Regions from separate parts of the Mus musculus genome. Here region 2 is linked to region 1. A link is a loop called in an ENCODE intact Hi-C map of the cell type or tissue named here. Cell type or tissue: left cerebral cortex. All regions are shown on one strand. Region 1 overlaps Skint6 (selection and upkeep of intraepithelial T cells 6). Region 2 overlaps Skint5 (selection and upkeep of intraepithelial T cells 5).

Region 1 (5,000 bases):
TCAATATTTGAGCAAGAAAAGACACTGTACAATAACTACCAAACATAATTTATAGATATATCCTCCAATCAATTAGTTTTATTACATTGATGGTATTTTGTTGGCATCTTCTTTCTGAGATTCTTCAGAGAAAATCTTTAAGGAATCGCAAACTCCAGTATGCTGGATGTGTAACTTTGATATAACTCAATCTAATATGAACATGGAGAAGACTGCATTTGATGTCTGTGAACGGAGGAGTAGAAGAGTGTATATGATCATATGGTTTGGATGGGTCGTGGTGTTTAATTCAGATATAAATCTTAGAATTTAAATTTTTAGAGCATCAGGTGAATGCAACAGGAAGTTATTATTTTAAATGATAGACTTCCAAACTACAGATATCATGATTTTCTACTTTGTAGAGTAGAGGGTTTGCATAATCAGGTTAAAACATTGTGAATAAGTTGTTTATGGAACCACAAATATGAAGTTAATATGACTCTGGCTCTGAACTTCACTAGTTTTGCCATGCACCATATAGTGAAGTGACCTTTGGGAGGTCGAAAAGGCTTTGATGTATTTGAAGGATTAGGTCTTTAGGTTTCTACTAACATTTTGCTGTAAGATATTCATATTTTCTTACATGGTTGTTTAGGTTGAGTTCTTTAAAAGATCATGCAATAGAGATGTGATATATAGTGGACAAAGTAGACAAAATTGTTTGTTAGTTTCACCAAAAGATGAATATGACAACTGGTATTATAGGGCAATTTCACCAAAATATCACATGCTATTTACCAGCCAGTAATATTGACACATGAAGCAGACTGAATGGAATGAAGATACTGAGAGATCAGTTGTTAGGTCAAGTGTAATACTCGGCTATACAAATTCAAACACAATTCAACCATGCTGAAATGGAAAGAATAATTTTGCTTTGTACCTTTAAGTTTTGCGAAAAAGATTTGGGAGTAAGCATAATTCCCACCATATTTACAAAGATTATACAAGCTCTGTAGAAAATTTCACTGATTATAACCTAATATTGGTTCAGTGGTACACCTAATGACATGAGAACCAGATGCAAGGCAGGTTAGGATGGGGCATTTGTGTTTGAAAATATGAATATCTTATGGCAAAAGGTTATTAGAAATCTAAAAAACTAAAAATCACTTATGAATAAGTGTAGAGGGATAAAAGTGATATTGATTGTGATATGTAACATGCTAATTTGCTAGTGATTCCTATACCTAAATATCAGCAATGTGTAAATGCCTGCTGATACAGGTAGAGTAAGCAGGATCATAAAAAAAAAGATATTGTCAAAAAACTGCTCAAGGCCTCTGGTCTTAAATTATCTGGTACTTTTATGGTGGGGAATTTAGTCATTAGGAACACAATTGTGAACAAGTGAATTCTAAGGGCAATGATTGTGGTATGTTTAAATCAGAAAAAAAGCTTCTTATTCTAAGTGTTTTTGAGGGTGTATTCTTTTGATGAGGGAAGGGTTACTATTGGAACTCTGAGTATAGATCCAAGGGAGGGACACAAAGACACTTCCTGCCATTTGAAGATGAAATGAGGACCTAGCTGTAGGCAACACAGCAAAAAGTACTGACCACTTTCCTCTTGTCCACCAGAAAAAATAAGCAGGCAGAAATGTTTCAATGAGGTTTACATATCTAATGCATGCTACTGCTGGCAGTGTTGCTCTAGACTTGGGAAAAGTTAAACATCTTACATTTTACTACCAAAACTCTATAGTATAATAATCACTAATTGAATTTATTGTCCTTTGCCCTTAGGGGTAAAATATTTCCTGTTGAATATAATTCATCCGATTCTTCAAAAAACCAGCGTGCATCAAGGTATCATCATTGAAGATATCAAACAGAAATTAAACCTTTGGTCTCTGAATAATGAGATGAGGTTTAATGGCATTAGTGAATGTGTCCAGCTGCTAATATGTCCCTGCTCTCAGGAAAATCTAATCCAGGAGAACAACAGGAATGTTTGGAAGTACAATAAAGTGTGTTAATTTTCATTTGTTAAATCTCCAATGACAAAATTCAAATTTCAAGTAGTTCGAATTTTATTAGGAAACAAGGTGAAAATCAGATGTTATGAAAGTTTGATTTCACAGAATTATTAGAACTCAGAGTGACGCCCTTTAAAGGCTAATAATCACTTAATAATAAGTCCTAAGTTATCACAGAATTTTTAAAAAAGTTATGGAAATTAAATATGTGACAGTAGAATAAAAAGGTGAAATTGGGGAATGTATTGATGTCTTGAATATAAATTTATGCATAAAGCATCTTTAACAACTGGGGTGCATGGTTAATATTATTGAGATTCAAGGAATAGACACTGAGGAATTTTGGGTATATTGTGTATGCAATAGTGGAAAACCTTGATATATTGCATGAAAATCAACCCTAGACTTTTCCAATCATTCAGTCACATGATATAACAGGAGCAGTGTTTCCATGTTAAAGGAGGAACTAAGATGGAAATGCCAAGAGCTCAATTCTGAAAAATGTTTACCTCACAAGCCTGTACGGTTAGATCAATAACAGTTGACTAAAGAAATATGATAGCAGCTTAATCATCTGGAACAAGTAGAGTAAGAGGGTAAATATATAGAGGAATCTGCCAAAGCATGGGCATCACCTGCATGTTTTTTAAGAAAATCTCAAAATGAAACCTATTTTAGAGGTGAATATAGAACAATTCAATGAATATGAGCATTTGAGCAATGGAATTCCTTTAAAAACATTATTGCCTAATGTTTGATAGAAAATGATTAAAACAACTGCTTTTGTACTACCGTTTGTACTGAGAAAGACAAGGATATTTTGCTCTATTGTACCTACTTACTCCAAAAACAGATATCCGGTAAAGGTCTTCTAAGGGGTATGTTAAATAATCCAACTCTATGTCAATATTGTGCAAGAAAAGGTTTTGTGCAATATCTGCCAGATATAATGTATAGAAATATTATCCGATTAATTAGTATTATTAAATGGATGATAATTGGTTTGAAGCTTTTGATAAAGATTCCTCAGGGGGAAAAAAAAATTAAGCCAGGCAGTGGTGTAGCACACCTTTAATCTCAGAATTTGGGAGGCAGAGTCAGGCATACTACTGAGTTGGAGGCCAGCCTGGTCTACAGAGTGAGTTCCACGAAAGACTGGACAACACAGAGAAGCACTGTATTGAAAAACCAAAAGAAAAATATAAAAATAAATAGAGAAGGAAAAGTAAAAGTCTTTTAGGAATCACAAATATACACAGTAGTATCAATATGAAAATTTTATATAACTCAGTATAAAGAAACCATGCAGAATACTATATTTGATGTCTGTGAACAGAAGAGTAGAATTGTGCATGAGCATATTATATGGTTGAATGGTGGTGTTCAACTCAGAAATAAATACGTTGAGAGTAGAATAATTCAATGAATATGAACATTTAAGCCATGGAATTCCTCTACCAACTTTATCACCTGGTTCTTGATAAAAATTATTAAACAACTGCTTTTATACTACCTTTTATAATGAGAAAGACAAAGAAAATTCTACTCTATTGTGCATACTTACCACATAAACAGATAGTAGAGAAAAGATCTTCTATGGAGAATGCTAAATAGTCAAACTCTATGTCAATATTTGAGCAAGAAAAGACATTGTGCAGTAACTACCAAACATAATTTATAGATAAGCATCCATTGGATTATGTTTATTATATGGATGGCATTTTGTTTGAAGCTTCTTACTGAGATTCTTCAGAGAAAATCGTTAAGGAATCATATACACCATTATGCTGGATGTGAAAGTTTGATATAACTCAATTTAATATGACCATGTGGAAGACTTTATTTGATGTCTGTAAACATGGGAGTACAAAGGTGTACATGAACATATGGTTTGATAGGTTGTGATGTTTAATTCAAATATCAATCATAGAATATCAATTTTTAGAGCATAAGGTGAACGCAAAAGTAAGTTATTATTTTAACTTATTAGACTGCCAAACTACAGATATCATGATTTTCCACTTTGTGGAGCAGAGTGTTTGCATAATCAGGTTAAAATGTTGTGAATAAGTTGTTTATGGAAACACAAATATAAAGATAATTATATTCTGGCTCTGAACTTCATTAATTTTGAGATGCACCATGTAATGAGGTGACCTTTTGGAGGTCGAAAGTCTTTGATATGTATGATTGAATTACATTGTTACTTAGGTGGAGTTCTTAAAATGTTCAAGCATTCAAGATGCGATATATGCAGGACAAAAGATACAAAATGGATTGCTAGGTTCAACCCAAGATGAATGTGACAACTGGCATGATAGGGACAATTTTACTAAAATATCTCATGTTATGTACCAGCTGGTAATAGTGATACATGATGTAGACCCAATAGAATTCAGATACTGAGAGTGCAGTTGTTAGGACAAGTGCTATACTCTGCTATCCAAATTCAAACTCAATTGAACCATTCTGAAAAGGAAAGAAAAAAATTGCTCAGTACCTTTAAGGTCTTGAGAAAAAGCTTAGGGAGCAAAAATAATTCCAACATTATTTATGAAGATTATACAAGATCTGTAGAAAACTTCGGTGATTATGACCTTATATTGGTTTTTGTGGTAAAACAAATGATATGGGACCTAGATGTAACACAGGTTAGGATAAGGGCATTGGTATTTGAAAATGTGAATATATTATGGCAAAAAGTTAGGAGAAATCTAAAGGCCTAAGAAACGCCTATGGACAAGTGGAGAGGGATAAAATTGATATTGGTTCAGATATGTAACATGCTAATTTGCTAGAACACCATATACCTAAATACCAGAAATGTGTAAATGCCTGCTGATACAGTTTCAGTAAACAGTTACATAAGGAAAGATACTATGAACAAGCTCTCTAGGCCTCTTGTCTTAAAATATTTGATTCTTTAATTGTGGGAAATTTAGTCATTAGGAACACAATTGGGAACAAGTAAATTCTAAGG
Region 2 (5,000 bases), 710 kb before region 1:
TGTTGGGACTTATGTGGATGACTTGTGCATACATTTCTGGGAATGCTATCTTTTACAACAGCGGTTTGCATGGTTAATAATATTGTGATTCACGAGATAGCCATTAATGAAATTTAGGGTGATATTTTGGATGCTTTGGTAGAAGATGTTGATATATCTCATGAAAAGCAACCCCAGTTTTTGCCAGTTGTTCAATCACAAGACATAACAGGAAAAGAGTTTCCAAGTTGAAGGAGGAGGCATGCCTGAAATTGCAAGTGCTGTACTCTGAAAATGGTTTCTTCACAAGGCTGTATTCATAGATCCATGGCATTTGACAAAATATGTTAGGAGCTTGTCCATCAGGTACAAGTGCAATTAGAGGCAATAGATACAGGAGTCTGTCAAACCATGGACATCCCAAACATTTGTTATTTTTTTTAGAAAATGAAAATATGAAAGTGATAACAGATTTTAGAGGTGAGGATCTAATAATTCAACAAATATGATCATTAAAGCCATGGGATTATTTTCCTTTCTTTATTACCTGTATACTTTATAAAACTTGATTTAAAAACTTGCTTTTTTAAAACTACATTTTGTACTGAGAAAGTCACAGAAAATTTGGCTTTATTGTAACTACTCACCCATAAACAGATATCAAGGGTAAGTTCTTCTTCAGGGAATGTTAAATACACCACCTCTAGGACAGAATTTGTGCAGGACAAGACTTTATGAAATAACCATAGGACATAGTTTGTAGATAAATTCTCCAATCGATTAATTTTATTAAATAGATGGTATTTTGTTGGCAGTTTCTGATCGAGATACTTCAGAGAAAAATCGTTAAGGAATCACAAACCACTCCAGTAGGCTGGATGTGAAAGTTTGATCTAACTCAATCTTAAATGGCCATGCAGGAGACTATGTTTGATGTCTGTGAACAGAGGAGTGGAAATGTGTACTTGAGCATATGGTATGGATGCATGGTGGTGTTTAACTCAGCTATAAATAACAGAATTTTAATTTTTAGGGCATAAGGTGAATGCAACAGAAAATTAGTATTTTAACTGATATAATGTCTAACTACAGATATCATAGTTTTCCTCTTTGTGGATAAGAGTATTTACATGTACCTAGACTGTTTACAATGTTTTTAATTATGTGTTTAAAGAATCCCAAATATAATGGTAATGAGATTCTAGCTGTGAGCAGCAATAGTTTTGCTGAGACCCATTCTATGATGTGAACTTTGATAGATAGAAAAGGCTTTGGCGGATATGAATGACTTACATTGTTGTGTAGATTGAGTTCTTAAAAATTTAATGTAATAAAGATGGGATATAAAGTAGTAAATGTAGAGAAAGGGGTCTGCTCAATTCATCCAAAAATGAATGTGACAGCTGGCATTCAATTGTCATTTTCACTAACATATCAAATTTTATGTATCAGGCAGGAATAATGATACATAAAGCAGAAATAGTGAATCAAGATACTCAGAGTGTAAGTGTTACATCAAGCGTAATACTCTGCTATCCAGACTCCAACTCAATTCTGCCTTGCTAAAATTGAAAGAACAATGTGGCTTTGCAGCTTTAAGTTTCCTGGGAAAAGCTTCAGGAGCTCATAAATACAAAGATTATACAGTGGAATCTGATGTACTGGAGCAGTTGAGCAGGTCTTCTTCTAAAGAGCCTTGAATATAACCTCCAACAAAAGGGCTCATTGCAATCCCGGACATAGACTCTCCCAAGTCAAGCAGCCAAAAGAACAAGCCAAAGTTGATCCTCCCCAGAGTAACCAGCCAGATGATTCCTTCTGCCCTTTTCCCTTCAGCCCTGGGCTACAGACAGCATCAGGGACCCACACACCATTCTCATCTCTTCCATAACAGCCAGCAGCACCTCTGGTATCAAAGAACAAGAAACTGTTTTTCTATGCCTCTGTGTAGGCCTGGGGACCTGGAGCCAATTCCAGCAGTTCTGCAGGGGCCTCAAACTGAACCTCCCCAGACCAGACTGGTTTACCATGGCTACTCACATCCTGAAGCCTGCCCAGCAGATGTGTGGGGAGTACCCACTCAGACTTCCTAAGGCCCATCTTGCCCAAATGCCAAAACCCTAGGCCAGACACAGGACACCATTTTTAACCCACAGTTGGGTCTTCCAGGATGCAGTATGTTAGGTCCCTTTTTCTGAGTGCTCCCTATCCTCAGTAATACAGTTAGGACTCCCCTTGAGCTGGATCCCACTTTGGCCCTGTCTCTGGATGTTCTTTTCCTCAGATTTCTCTCCTTTTCCATTCCTGTAATTCTGTCAGACAGGAACAATAATGGGTCAGAGTTTTGACTGTGGGATGAACCCAGTCTACCTAGTTGTTGCCCTGTCTTCCTGCTGGTGGTGGGCTCTATAAGTTCCATCTCTCTAATGTCAGGCCTTTCTTATAAGGTCCCTCTCTTTGATTCCTGAGAGTCTTTCACCTCCCAGGTCTATGGTGCATTCTCGAGGGTCCTTCCAACCCCTTATCTTATGAGGTTGCCTGTTTCATTCTTTCTGCTGGCCCTCAGGTCTTCAGTCATTTTCCCTCACCCAAGACCAGCTCAGATTCACCTGACCCTACAGTCTTTTCTTCACCCCTGTCCACTTTCCCTCCAAGGTCCCGTCAAATCTAAGAAATCAGAATGGCTCCTTTAAAAGGCTTATACTCATTTCATAGGAAGTAGTAAGTTATCATGCATTAAAAAAAAGTGTCTGAGTAGGTAAATGTGTGAGAGTAGTAGGTAAAATGTGAAAGTTAGGGCCTTACGTGAATGACTTGACTCTAAATTTATGGGAAAATTACTTTTTTCACAACAAAAAGATGTACAGTTAGTATTATTGTGATCCCAGACATAGCATTTGATAAAATTTAAGGTGATACTGTGGATCCTATGGGGGAAGATGTTGATATATCACATGAAATGTAACCCCAGCCTTTGCCAATTCTTCAGTCACAAGATATAACAGAAACAGAGTTTTCAAATTAAAGGAGGAGCCATGTGAGAAATACTAAGTGCTCTATTCTGATAATGATTATATCATCAGGCTGTGTGGGTTGATCAATGACTCTTGAAAATATAAATATGACAGGAGGTTGGCCATCAGGAACAAGAGCAGCTTAATTCAAAATACATAGAGGAGTCTGCCAAACAACAAATGTCCCATGCATTTGTTATTTAAAAAAAAAGAAAAACTGAAAAATTTAATTGATTTTATAGGTGAGCATAGAATAATCAATGAATATGAACATTTCAGCCATGGAATTCCTCTCTAAAATTTATTAAATAATACTTGATTGAAGATGATGGAAACAAGTGCTTTTTACTACCTTTTATACTGAGAAAGACAAAGAAAATGTTGCTCTATTGTACATAATTACCACATAAACATATATCAGAGGAAATGGTTTCTATGGAAAATGCTAAATAGTCAAATTCTATGTCAATATTTGAGCAAGAAAAGACATTGTGCAATAACTACCAAATATAATTTATAGATAAATCCTCCAGTCAATTAGTTTTATTATATGGATGGTATTTTGTTGGCAACTTCTTACTGAGATTCTTCAGAGAAAATCTTTAAGGAATCACATACTCCAGTGTGCTGGAAGTGAAAGTTTGATAAAGCTCAATCTAATATGACCATGCAGAAGACTGTATTTGATGTCTGTAAAAGAGGAGTAGAAAAGTGTAGAAGAGCATATGGTTTGGATGGGTTGTGGTACTTAAATCAGATATAAATCTTAGGATTTAAACTTTTAGAGCATCATGTTAATGCAACAGGAAGTTATTATTTTAAGTGATAGACAGCCAAACTATATATATCATGATTTTCAACTTTGTAGAATAGTGTTTGCATAATCAGGTTAGAATGTTGTGAATAAGCTGTTTATGGAACCACAAATATAAAATTAGTTGCACTCTGGCTCTGAAATTCACTAGTTTTGTCATGCACCATGTAATGAAGTGACCTTTGAAAGGTTGAAAGGCTTTGATGTATTTGAATGGATAGGCCTTTAGGTTTCTACTAACATTTTTGCTGTAAGATATTCATATTTGCTTACATTGTTGTTAAGGTTGAGTTCTTTAAAAGATCATGAAGTAAAGATGTAATATATAGTGGACAAAGTAGACAAAATGATTTGCTAGTTTCATCCAAAGATGAAAATGGCAACTGAATTATAGGAGCGATTACACTAAAATATCACGTGCTATGTACCAGCTGTAAATATTGACACATGAAGCAGACCAAATTGAATGAAGATACTGAGAGAGCAGTTGTTAGGTCAAGTGCTATACTCTGATATCAAAATTCAAACTCAATTCAACCATCCTGAAATGGAAAGCATAATTTTGCTTTGCATCTTTAAGTTCTTGCAAAAAAAAGTTTTGGGTATAAGCATAATTCCCACCTTATTTACAAAGCTTATACAACCTCTATAGAAAATTTCACAGATTACAACATTATTTTGGTTTCAGTGGTGCACCTAATGACATGAGAATCAGATACAAGGCAGGTTAGGATGAGGGCACTGGTGTTTGAAAATATGAATATCTTATGACAAAAAGATAGTACAATATTAAAGGCCTAGGAACCACTAATGAACAAGTGGAGAGGGATAAAACTGATATTGGTTATGATATGTAACATGCTAATTTGCTAGGTCTTTCTATACCTAAATGTCAGTAGTGTGTAAATGCCTGCTAACACAGTTACAGTAAACAGCATCATAAAATAAGATGTGTGAACAAGCTGCTCTAGGCCTCTTATCTTAAATTATCTGGTACTTTTATTGTGGGAAATTTAGTCATGAGGGACATAATTGTGAACAAGTAAATTCTAAGGACAATGATTTTGGTAGGTTTAAATCAGGAAAAAAAAAAAGCTTTTTATTCCAAGTGTTTTTGAGGGTGTGTTCTTTTGATGAGAGAAGGGTTACTATTAGAACAGTGAGTATAGATCCAAGAGAGGGACACCCCTGCC

What was found. A loop is a pair of places that touch in the nucleus more often than their neighbours do. Peaks named below come from ENCODE experiments on the same cell type or tissue, not always from the same donor. Only the 100,000 strongest peaks of a DNase experiment are listed, where the experiment ranks them.
Region 2: a loop joins it to region 1, with 5 times the contacts of the local background. A loop is called at or near these places in 11 of 42 quality-filtered maps.

What each region holds. Positions count from the first base shown.
Region 1 is chr4:112,862,510-112,867,509 of GRCm38, reverse strand. It overlaps Skint6 (selection and upkeep of intraepithelial T cells 6), which reads left to right. Exons shown (of 49, transcript NM_001103199.1): 36 at 1,788-1,850. Among named protein-coding and RNA genes, the nearest start is that of Skint10, 90 kb to the right of the region's middle. In left cerebral cortex, no CTCF peak of the experiment used is centred here; no DNase peak of the experiment used is centred here.
Region 2 is chr4:113,571,890-113,576,889 of GRCm38, reverse strand. All of the region lies in intron 42 of Skint5 (selection and upkeep of intraepithelial T cells 5), which reads left to right. Among named protein-coding and RNA genes, the nearest start is that of Skint6, 290 kb to the right of the region's middle. In left cerebral cortex, no CTCF peak of the experiment used is centred here; no DNase peak of the experiment used is centred here.